Regions from separate parts of the Mus musculus genome. Here region 1 is linked to region 2. The links are chromatin contacts, found by POLR2A ChIA-PET in ENCODE. All regions are on one chromosome and are shown on one strand. The core of a region is the stretch at or near the end of the contact, and the rest is flanking DNA. Distances in the headings are between cores, read along the strand shown.

Region 1 (5,335 bases), core at 2,407-4,906, 39 kb before region 2:
AAGGTTGAGCATAGACACCTGAATTTTCATAAACCTCCTCTTCCCCCTAGGAGAGTGATTCCAAACTTTGCCACACAGTGGTTTGCTGAAACCTAGAAGCAACTGGAGACAATGAAGTAAGATGGTTTGTGTAATAACAGTATTGCACCCATGTTGGCTTCTGATTTTGATAATAGCACTATGGATTTGGAGTGTTCTGCGTCTGAAAGCAAATTGAAGTGTTTAGTGGCACAATTTCTTCCAAATGAGTCAAAAAATTGTTTGTATGTATGTATGCATGTATGTATGTATGTGTTTGTGTATGTGCATGTGTATATATGTGTGCTAATATATACACACTCCCATATGTATATTTGATGTGTATGTGAAGAGAGGAAGAGGGAGAGGGGGAAAGAGAAGGCAAAATGGGACTTCTTTCAGTCACGTTATCCAATCACTCTCCAATGCTATTATCCAGTTAACTCTCAGTTATAAACCAATGAAAACTTGTTTGAATTCTTTTCAGCAAAATGAAAATGCTTTAGTTTGCAAAACTCAAGGGAAATTTGGGCATAACTGGAGAAGATCATTGTTGTGAAGGGCATCACAAACCACTGGAACCAACTGTCTCGGCTCTCTCTCTCTCTCTCTCTCTCTCTCTCTCTCTCTCTCTTCTCTTTCTCCATTCTCAGGGCAGTTCTCTTTCTCCATTCTCAAGGCAGACCAAAGCCCACCTGGAAGTAAGAACAACAGAGGCCAACAAGCCCCCAGCCTCACTGTTCTCAGCTCCAACCATAAAAAACTACCTTTGTTTCCCCTTTATTTCAAGTTACAGCAATTCTAGTACAACTTTGACTGGCTTAGTGTAGGAAAGATAACTACTCCTGACCAACCAAATGCAGTGGAGAAGGTGTGTGGCAGGAACCTCTGTGAGGCTACATTGCTGATATGACTACATAGATCTAATATGGAGGGAGGTGCCTACTCCCCCACCCCATTCAGCAGCCTCCTGAGGGGTTTGACTGCTGCCTCCTCTGCCTCTTCAAAGTCTCCCAGTCCTTTCCTTTCCTCCCAAAGCCTTCAGCCTAACAGGCAGCACAGTAGACCAAAGATGCTGCCCTCTCCACAGCCCTGAGGAGCCTCTAGACAGCCCTACAAAGACGTACCCGCCCCAAGGCAAGAGACTGGCCACTAGACATAGACCAGAAAAAATGGAATGAACGAAGCCAACAGTGATTAGCCTCTGAAAATTATGAACTGGTCTGCAGTAGACTGGAGAGGGAATCTGAATTCGTCCCCAAGAGCTGTACAAGGTCTTCAGTACAAGAGAAAGTCTCTAAAAATTGTTTCTGGCTTCTCTCTGCACACTGCACCTGGCCCTGGGAAGAGCAACAGACTCACCTCCTCCTCAGCAAAGCATTTATAGGGCATTCCACATGCAGTGGCTTATGGTGAGTTACAGCATAATCTTGGGCATTTGTGCTCAGGTTTCCTTTAAGCTGCTTCTACAAATGAATAACCAACAATGTTTAATGACTTGCCCAAGGGCACATGCCTCTCAGTAGCCTCCTGAACACCCTATCCAGGGCTCAGATAACTGAGCTACACACTACAGGACTGACTTGAGGGCATTATTAACGAATGCTGCCATTATGTACCCAGCTATTACCTGAGGACCCAGCTATCCTACTCCTGGGCATATACCCAAAGATGCTCCAACATGAAATAAGGACACACGCTCCACTATGTTCATAGCAGCCTTATTTATAATAGCCAGAAGCTGGAAAGAATCCAGATGTCCCTCAACAGAGGAATGGATACAGAAAATGTGATACATTTACACAATGGAGTACTACTCAACTATTAAAAATGATGAATTTGCCAGGCGTGGTGGTGCACGCCTTTAATCCCAGCACTTGGGAGGAAGAGGCAGGCAGATCTCTGAGTTCGAGGTCAGCCTGGTCTACAGAGTGAGTTCCAGGACAGCCAAGACTAACAGAGAAACCTTGTCTCGAAAAAAACAACAAACAAACAAACAACAACAACAACAAAAACCGATGAATTTATGAAGTTCTAAGGCAAATGGATAGAACTAGAAAATATCATGCTGAGTGAGGTAACCCAACCGCAAAAGAAAACACATGGTATGCACTCACTGATAAGTGGATACAAGCCCTAAAATAACCAGGATTCAATTCACAGACCACATGAAGCTCAAGAAGGAAGACCAAAGAGTGGGTGCTTCGGTCCTTCTTGGAGAACAAAATACTCATAGGAGCAAATATGGAGATAAAGTGTAGAGCAGAGCCTAAAGGAAAGGCCACCCAGAGACTGTCCCACCTGGGAATTTATCCCATATACAATTATCAAACCCAGATACTATTGTGGATGCCAAGAAGTGCATGCTGAAAGGAGCCTGATATGTCTGTCTCCTGAGAGGCCTTGCCAGAGCCTTACAAATAGAGGCAGATGTTAGCAGCCAAACATTGGAAGTGTATTCTTAATCTACTTTGCTTGCTACTATCTACGAGGAATGCAAGAACCTGGAACTCCCTCTAGTGGTGTTTACCAATTCTGCCAATATCATGGCCACAGACAATATTTTCGTGTGCAGCTATAAAGACATGTCAGGAATGTTCCTCTAGTTAGATGATTCTAGGAAATCAAATGGGAAATCACTCATAATTCTTTTCTCTAGGTTAGAAAATGTCTATCTGTCCAGAAGCTGCAATATCTTTTTTATCAACTTGAAGGAGCTGAAAAACTCCCAGGACCTTTAGAAACAGGAAGGTAGTAATCGCATGAGTCTTTTATGTTCTACTTGCTTTGGTCAAGTGACCCTAGAGAGGCAAAGTGGGAAGTTATTAAAACTCAAGAAGCAGGGAAGACTAGATTATTTCTCAACTCACTCTCAGGGCACATGAACATGTTAAATATTTATTCTTGGACTTCCGGACTCTTTAAAATTACTATGAATATTTTACAAATACGTGTGGGTGTGCCTTTATGTGAACCAAGTGTGGCAGAGGCCAAAGGCATGGGATCCCATAAAACTCTGGATGGACACACACACACACACACACACACACACACACACACACATATACATGGCTATTTGTCTTCATTCGTGAACCAGACATAATGATTGTGGTTTCCTCATTTGTTATATGAGTATGTGCCACGGCATGCATGTGGAGATCAGAGGACAACTTGAGGAAGTTGGTTTTCTTTCCTTCCACCTTGTGGATGCTTTTATTCACCGAGCCAGCTCACCAGCTATGCCATTTCTGTTAAGCAAAGAGGACAAAAATTCGTGAGTGACTCTCAAGACCCAAGAGGACTCAAAGGGGTTTCAGTCACAGAATCGTCACGTTCGGCCTGGTAGTGTAATACTGTAAGCCAGTTGCCATTTATACCGTTTTTTAAAAAGTAATAATAATAACTCTATGCCAAAACATGGCTAGTGTCTCACTAGAATGGAAACAAACCTTAGCTCAGTCAGCACCTAGCATAGGACTCACTAAAAGGCAAATGAAAAGAACTGCGGGCTAGGGACGGAGGGGGCGGGGACGGAGGCGGGACTTTGTCTCCCAGCAACGGCCGCAGCGATTGGCCAGCTCTCCCGCAGCGGAGACCAATAGTCAGGCGCGCTGCCCACGTTCGACATCACAAGTGCGGCTGCGCGGGGAATTCGAATCGCCGGCGGCCTTCGAGACTCGGGGTTAGGGGCTGATGGGGAGTTTGGTCGGCGGCTGGTGGGGTATTTCGCCGCTGCGCGTTTTTTCTCGTCATGGACAACCTAGAAAATGTCTTTCGGTAAGTGTCGGTCAGGTGCGGTGAGGTGGGCCGGTCGGGACGGTTAGAGTCCGGGTCCCTCAGGCGCGCTTTCTCCTCAGCGCCGCTTCCTCAGCGGGTTCGCTGCACCAGGCCTCAGCCAAGGCGGTAGCCCCCGGGTCACTCGAGTAGACGTGCAAGCTGCAGCCGGCTACCGTTTTGTGCCGAGGATTTGGGCAGTCTGCGGAACCTTCTGAAGTCACGTATCTTCTCCATGGGGAACTTCCTCTAGACGCGAGGGACGCCCCGCCTTCAAAACCCAAACTTGTGTGGTGGTGGAGATTTTTGGAGAAAATTTCAAAGTCTGATAAAAATGCCACCCAACTAAGGAAAGAATTTATTATTTCTCGATTGCCTGATACGTAAGAAAAAAATTAAAGCTGAACTTTATGGGGGGGGGGGAATGCTTGCTATTAAGTCATTTGAGGCTTCCTGCAGGCACTGATTGGTTATTTGTTTTTGTTTTGGGGTCTGGGGGCGGGCGCTTAGGTGACTTACTCAGCCTGTGATGTTAAGCCATTTAAAACTGTTAAATCGGATGTTACAAGAAATACAATTTTATTTTCATCAGTTCTTTAGGTATTCTAAGAGTAAGATATCCAAAATCTGTTGGCGTTAAGCAATTTAATTTTTGATCAGATCGACTAAGGATTTCCCCTCCCCGTTCTAAAATAGAAGCTAGGTATTTTGATTTTTAAAGACTAATTTATTTTAATGATTTGATGTTTAAGCCATTTTCCCAGGAGGTGTGGTTGGTGTGGGGCTATTCAATGTTTGTTTATCTTGGACAAATATTTGTATTTCTTATTTTGCTAAATAAGAACTTCTAAACACAGAAGTAGTGCTGACATTTCAAACATGCTAAAAAGAATCCAAAATGAATCCAAAGTGAAAAAGTGAGAATCGTTGACTTAAAAATAAATTGCTAAAATCTCTACTAAATTATGAGAAAACCATTGCAGTTTCTCTGAATGATCATTTCAGTTTGCCAGTGAAATATATTTTGAGATATAGTTTTCTGGTCATCTACCAAAATACTACTTTTAAATTCTTTTTCTCCTAATCTTATCATTTCTCAGTTTAAAAACCTATGGTTGTTTCTCAACTTGATGCATACTGAGAATACAGTTAATTGCCATGTATCCTCTCTCCAAAGTTGTACACATACTATTCTCACCCTTACTTGCTGTAACTTCTGAACTCATTACTGTTTATGGTTCCAGCCCTGCTCCTTTTTGTGAAGGAACAAAGAAGACATTTAAAATGCAGATAGAGCTTGCCACCTCTTCTCTTCACACTTTATTTGACTCTTTCTGCTCAAGTTCTGTCAGCCTGTATGATTTCCCTAACATGCCTGTGGTAGCTAGCTAACAAGTCCTTAAGTATAACATATGCCCACTCTTACTCCTTTAGTTTGCCCCCCTTTTCTATTTAATAGTTAACGAAACATGGTACTATTTTTATGTTTGTGTTTGTTTATCCCACTAGCATCTGAGGTCATTGGGCCCTGATTTGTTTGCCT
Region 2 (5,261 bases), core at 1,867-4,366:
TTGTTAGTCTATGTCTTTTTATTGGCGAGTTGAGACCATTGATGTTAAGAGATATTAAGGAAAAGTAATTGTTGCTTCCTGTTATTTTAGTTGTTAAAGGTGGCATTCTGTTCTTGTGGCTGTCTTCTTTTAGGTTTGTTGAGGGATTACCTTCTTGTTTTTTCTAGGGCGTTGTTCCCGTTCTTGTATTGGTTTTTTTCTGTTATTATCCTTTGAAGGGCTGGATTCGTGGAGAGATAATGCGTGAATTTGGTTTTGTCGTGGAATACTTTGGTTTCTCCCTCTATGATAATTGAGAGTTTGGCTGGGTATAGTAGCCTGGGCTGCAGTTTGTGTTCTCTTAGTGTCTGTATAACATCTGTCCAGGCTCTTCTGGCTTTCATAGTCTCTGGTGAAAAATCTGGTGTAATTCTGATAGGCTTGCCTTTATATGTTACTTGACCTTTTTCCCTTACTGCTTTTAGTATTCTATCTTTATTTAGTGCATTTGATGTTCTGATTATTATGTGTCGGGAGGAATTTCTTTTCTGGTCCAGTCTATTTGGAGTTCTGTAGGCTTCTTGTATGTTCATATGCATCTCATTCTTTAGATTTGGGAAGTTTTCTTCAATAATTTTGTTGAAGATGTTTGCTGGACCTTTGAGTTGAAAATCTTCATTCTCATCCACTCCTATTATCCGTACGTTTGGTCTTCTTATTGTGTCCTGGATTTCCTGGATATTTTGAGTTAGGATCTTTTTGCATTTTCCATTTTCTTTGATTGTTGTGCCAATGTTCTCTATGGAATCTTCTGCACCTGAGATTCTCTCTTCCATCTCTTGTATTCTGTTGCTGATGCTCAAATCTATGGTTCCAGATTTCTTTCCTAGGGTTTCTATCTCTAGTGTTGCCTCGCTTTGAGTTTTCTTTATTGTGTCTACTTCCCTTTTTAGGTCTAGTATGGTTTTGTTCATTTCCATCACCTGTTTGTATGTTTTTTCCTCTTTTTCTGTAAGGACTTCTACCTGTTTGATTGTGTTTTCCTGTTTTTCTTTAAGGACTTGTAACTCTTTAGCAGTGTTCTCCTGTATTTCTTTAAGTGATTTATTAAAGTCCTTCTTGATGTCCTCTACCATCATCATGAGATATGCTTTTAAATCTAGGTCTAGGTTCTCGGGTGTGTTGGGGTTCCCTGGACTGGGCGAAGTGGGTGTGCTGGGTTCTGGTGATGGTGAGTGGTCTTGGTTCCTGTTAGTAAGATTCCTCCGTTTACCTTTCGCCATCTGGTAATCTCTGGAGTTAGTAGTTATAGTTGACTCTGTTTAGAGATTGTTCTTCTGGTGATTCTGTTACCGTCTATCAGCAGACCTGGGAGACAGATTCTCTCCTCTGAGTTTCAGTGCTCAGAGCACTCTCTGCTGGCAAGCTCTCTTACAGGGAAGGTGCGCAGATATCTTGTATTTGGACCTCCTCCTGGCCGAAGAAGAAGGCCCAAAACAGGACCTTTCTCAGACACTGTGTTGCTTTGGCAGTTCCCAGGTGGTACAGACTCTCACCTAAGCAGACTAAATTCCTAAGTTCCTTGGAGTCCCGGGACCAAGATGGCGACCGCTGCTGCTGTGGCTTAGGCCGCCTCCCCAGCCGGGCGGGCACCTGTCCTCCGGTCCGGACGGTGGCCGGCTGTCCCCGGCCCACAAAGGGTGCTGCCTCAGCGCCTCTGTGCTTCCGCCTGTTCCAGAAGCTGTCAGGTTCTCTGGCGCACCCTCTCACCTGTTCAGACTAATTTCCTAAGTTCGGCGGGTCCCGGACCAAGATGGCGACCGCTGCTGCTGTGGCTTAGGTCGCCTCCCCAGCCGGGCGGGCACCTGTCCTCCGGTCCGGAAGGTGGCTGGCTGTCCCCGGCCCACACAGGGTGCTGCCTCAGCCCCTCTGTGCTTCTGCCTGTTCCAGAGGCTGTCAGGTTCTCTGGCGCACCCTCTCACCTGTTCAGACTAATTTCCTAAGTTCGGCGGGTCCCGGACCAAGATGGCGACCGCTGCTGCTGTGGCTTAGGCCGCCTCCCCAGCCGGGCGGGCACCTGTCCTCCGGTCCGGACGGTGGCCGGCTGTCCCCGGCCCACAAAGGGTGCTGCCTCAGCGCCTCTGTGCTTCCGCCTGTTCTAGAAGCTGTCAGGTTCTCTGGCGCACCCTCTCACCTGTTCAGACTAATTTCCTAAGTTCGGCGGGTCCCGGACCAAGATGGCGACCGCTGCTGCTGTGGCTTAGGTCGCCTCCCCAGCCGGGTGGGCACCTGTCCTCCGGTCCGGAAGGTGGCCGGCTGTCCCCGGCCCACACAGGGTGCTGCCTCAGCGCCTCTGTGCTTCCGCCTGTTCTAGAAGCTGTCAGGTTCTCTGGCGCACCCTCTCACCTGTTCAGACTAATTTCCTAAGTTCGGCGGGTCTCAGACCAAGATGGCGACCGCTGCTGCTTCTCTTTTTTAAGTACTTAAAGGTCATTGGTCTGACAATGTCCACTTTTTATTCCATTGATGAGAGCTGTGGCTATTGCATTGACACTAGTAACTTGGAAGATTATATATTAAAATACCCTGTATACTGGGGTAAGAGAAAACGTATTAAAGACCATTTCATCTAAATTTGTTCTTTTTAAGTGTTATTAAGTTTTTTTCTCTATTTGTTTATTTTAAAATCGAGTTACCAGAAAGCTTAGATAAGAAAAACGAACAAAGCCGGGCGTGGTGGCGCAGGCGTTCCAGCACTTGGGAGGCAGAGGCAGGCGGATTTCTGAGTTCGAGGCCAGCCTGGTCTACAAAGTGAGTTCCAGGACAGCCAGGGCTATACAGAGAAACCCTGTCTCGAAAAACCAAAAAGAAAGAAACAAAACAAAACAAAAACGAACAATAGTAGATAACACTTCGGGTATGATGCAAGTGAATATCTGACTAATGTCAAACAAGAAATGTAGAAGAAACGCGGAGCCCATCAGAAACCAAGACCATCTCACATCACAGTTAAGACTCCTGATCTAAGAGTCAGGGAACTCTGCTTCCTTTCCTGTCCTTTCCTCGCGCAGACTCAGAGCGGGCCTCAAGCGAGCGCTGTGGCATCTGATCCTTGCGCCAATCCGTAGCTCACTCTACTTTGTGCTGAGTGGTTGCAATGGCGGACGTGTCTGAGAGGACGCTGCAGGTGTCCGTGCTAGTGGCTTTCGCCTCTGGAGTGGTCCTGGGCTGGCAAGCGAATCGGCTGCGGAGGCGTTACCTAGACTGGAGGAAGCGGAGGCTGCAGGACAAGCTGGCAACGACTCAGAAAAAGCTGGACCTGGCCTGAGCACGCGCTGCAGCCCGAGTCCGCCGGGTTCTCACTCCCTAAGCCCAACGCAGCCCGGATCGTGGGAGCCGCGCGACCCAGGAGTCGTCCTTGCACGGCTTGCAAGAACATGGCTTGCTTCAGAAAGAAAATAGTTTTGTCTTCTCTAACAACTTACTTTCAGGTATTAACAGCTCAGTTTGCTGAGGGTATTTAATGGGAATGTTTTACCACGTGCGATGCAGTTACACCTTAACATTTAACTTCGAAATGGGGGAGGGAGTCATTTCACGCCCAGCCTCCACATTCATAGGGTCCACAGTGGCTTTTTAACGTGGATGGCAGGAGCTTTGCGTTTCATCATAGTTATTCTTCAGTCCTATAGTTTTCTTCTCTTAGTTCATGGTTTGCGATCACAGTACAGAAATTTGAAGTTAAAGATACTACTGTGTTACTGATTTTTTTTTCTTACTGTTTTTCAACAGCTTGTCGAAGATGAAAATAAAAAGCACTGGAGAGAAATAATTTCTTGCACTTTATGAATCTATTTTTAAAATAAAAAATTAAACATCTTTGAATCTTTTTCCTCCTCACAAAAGAAAGCAGTATTTTTGCCTACCATTCAGTTTGCTGCAGTAAGAGATTTGGAGCCTGAAAGCAGAGACTTTCTGATGGAATCTCACCTTGGTACAGCCTGGAGGCAGATCTGATCAACGGACCATTATGAGTCATTTTTCTAGACATATTCAGAAAACCTAGGAGCTGTGTCAAATGCCTGAATTAAGCATTACAAATGCAAGATATTTGCACTTTGAAGAATGTAGAGAGTAAAAAAACTAAAATTAAAAAAAATAATGCATGTGATATAACGGAATATATATGTGAAAGAGAAACTGTTGAGTAAGCTTAAAGATAAATGCCAGTCCTATCAAGTGACCAAAGCCTTGGTTATTTATAAGATGTATTTCTGACGCATTGTCTACATTTTTAAGAAAATCAGTTTGTTCTCCAGGGAAACACCATGGCCCATTTTCCTAGGATTATTGAGCCTTATATGTGACTTAGATCTTATTCTATGAATCCAGCAAGGGCTGAAACGCCAGTTTTCAGAGAGCCATCCTGTCTGGGCTTTAGTTGGCTGAAGCTTTCTAGTCAGCATTCCTCACTGAGAACTAGGTGAAGATCTTTGAGGTAGAATAGGGTTCTTATCTGCCTGTGGGTGGTGGCGGTGGGCAGTTGTGTGGGGACCAGAGGTCAGCATCAGTGCCTTCCTGGACTGTTCTTCACCTTTTCTTCTTCTCTTGTATGTGTAGTGTGTGTACTGAATATATGTCCACGTGTGTGTGAGTGCATGTGTGATGTGTATGTAGGTGTAGACTGGAAGTTTGTCCTGGAGACTGCTACTTCCACTGTGGGTTCTGAGAATCCAAAGTCTTGGTCCTGTAACTACTGTTACAGATTGCCCCATTCCACCCCAGGTTTTTACATGGGTGCTGGGTGTTTAAGCCAGATCTTCATGCATGTGCAGTAGGCATTTTCCCAGGTGATCCATCTCCAGCCCCAGAGCAGGGTCAGCTCTGTTGTCAACATCATTTATTGAGGCTTAGTTGGGATAGGTTTTTTGAAGTACATTTTGTCCTAAACTGAAAACTTGGGGTTAAATTGACTTGTGGCTGGACTAGCTCCGCCTCTGGGCTGTTCCTGGAAGACCAGGTATTTGTGCTGTTTTAGGTTTTCGTTTGTTTTATGATTTTTTTTTATGAGTTTGAATGTTTTGTGTTTTGTCTGCATGCATGTCTGTGTACCACATAGATGCCTACTTGGTACTTGCAGAGGCCAGAGAAAAGTGTCACATCCCCTAGAACTGGAGTTATAAGGCAATTACAAGCTGGTTCCTGGGAACTGGACCTAGGTCCTGAGCAAGAGCAGTCAATAATCTTAAAAACGGAGCCATGTCAGCAGCCCTCGTCTCATT

Evidence for each region. ChIA-PET counts read pairs that join two places held with the same protein, here RNA polymerase II (POLR2A).
Region 1: POLR2A ChIA-PET joins it to region 2 with 11 read pairs in embryonic stem cell. The contact joins the promoter of Bub1 here to the promoter of Mtln in region 2. POLR2A ChIA-PET finds 5 or more read pairs at or near these places in 4 of 5 experiments (Patski and embryonic stem cell).

The regions. Positions count from the first base shown.
Region 1 is chr2:127,830,180-127,835,514 of GRCm38, reverse strand. It overlaps Bub1 (BUB1, mitotic checkpoint serine/threonine kinase), which reads left to right and starts at 3,656. Exons shown (of 25, transcript NM_009772.2): 1 at 3,656-3,795. The coding sequence starts at 3,770.
Region 2 is chr2:127,790,343-127,795,603 of GRCm38, reverse strand. Mtln (mitoregulin) reads left to right here and starts at 3,116. Exons shown (of 2, transcript NM_001384135.1): 1 at 3,116-3,470; 2 at 3,772-4,222. The coding sequence starts at 3,137. The coding sequence ends at 3,307.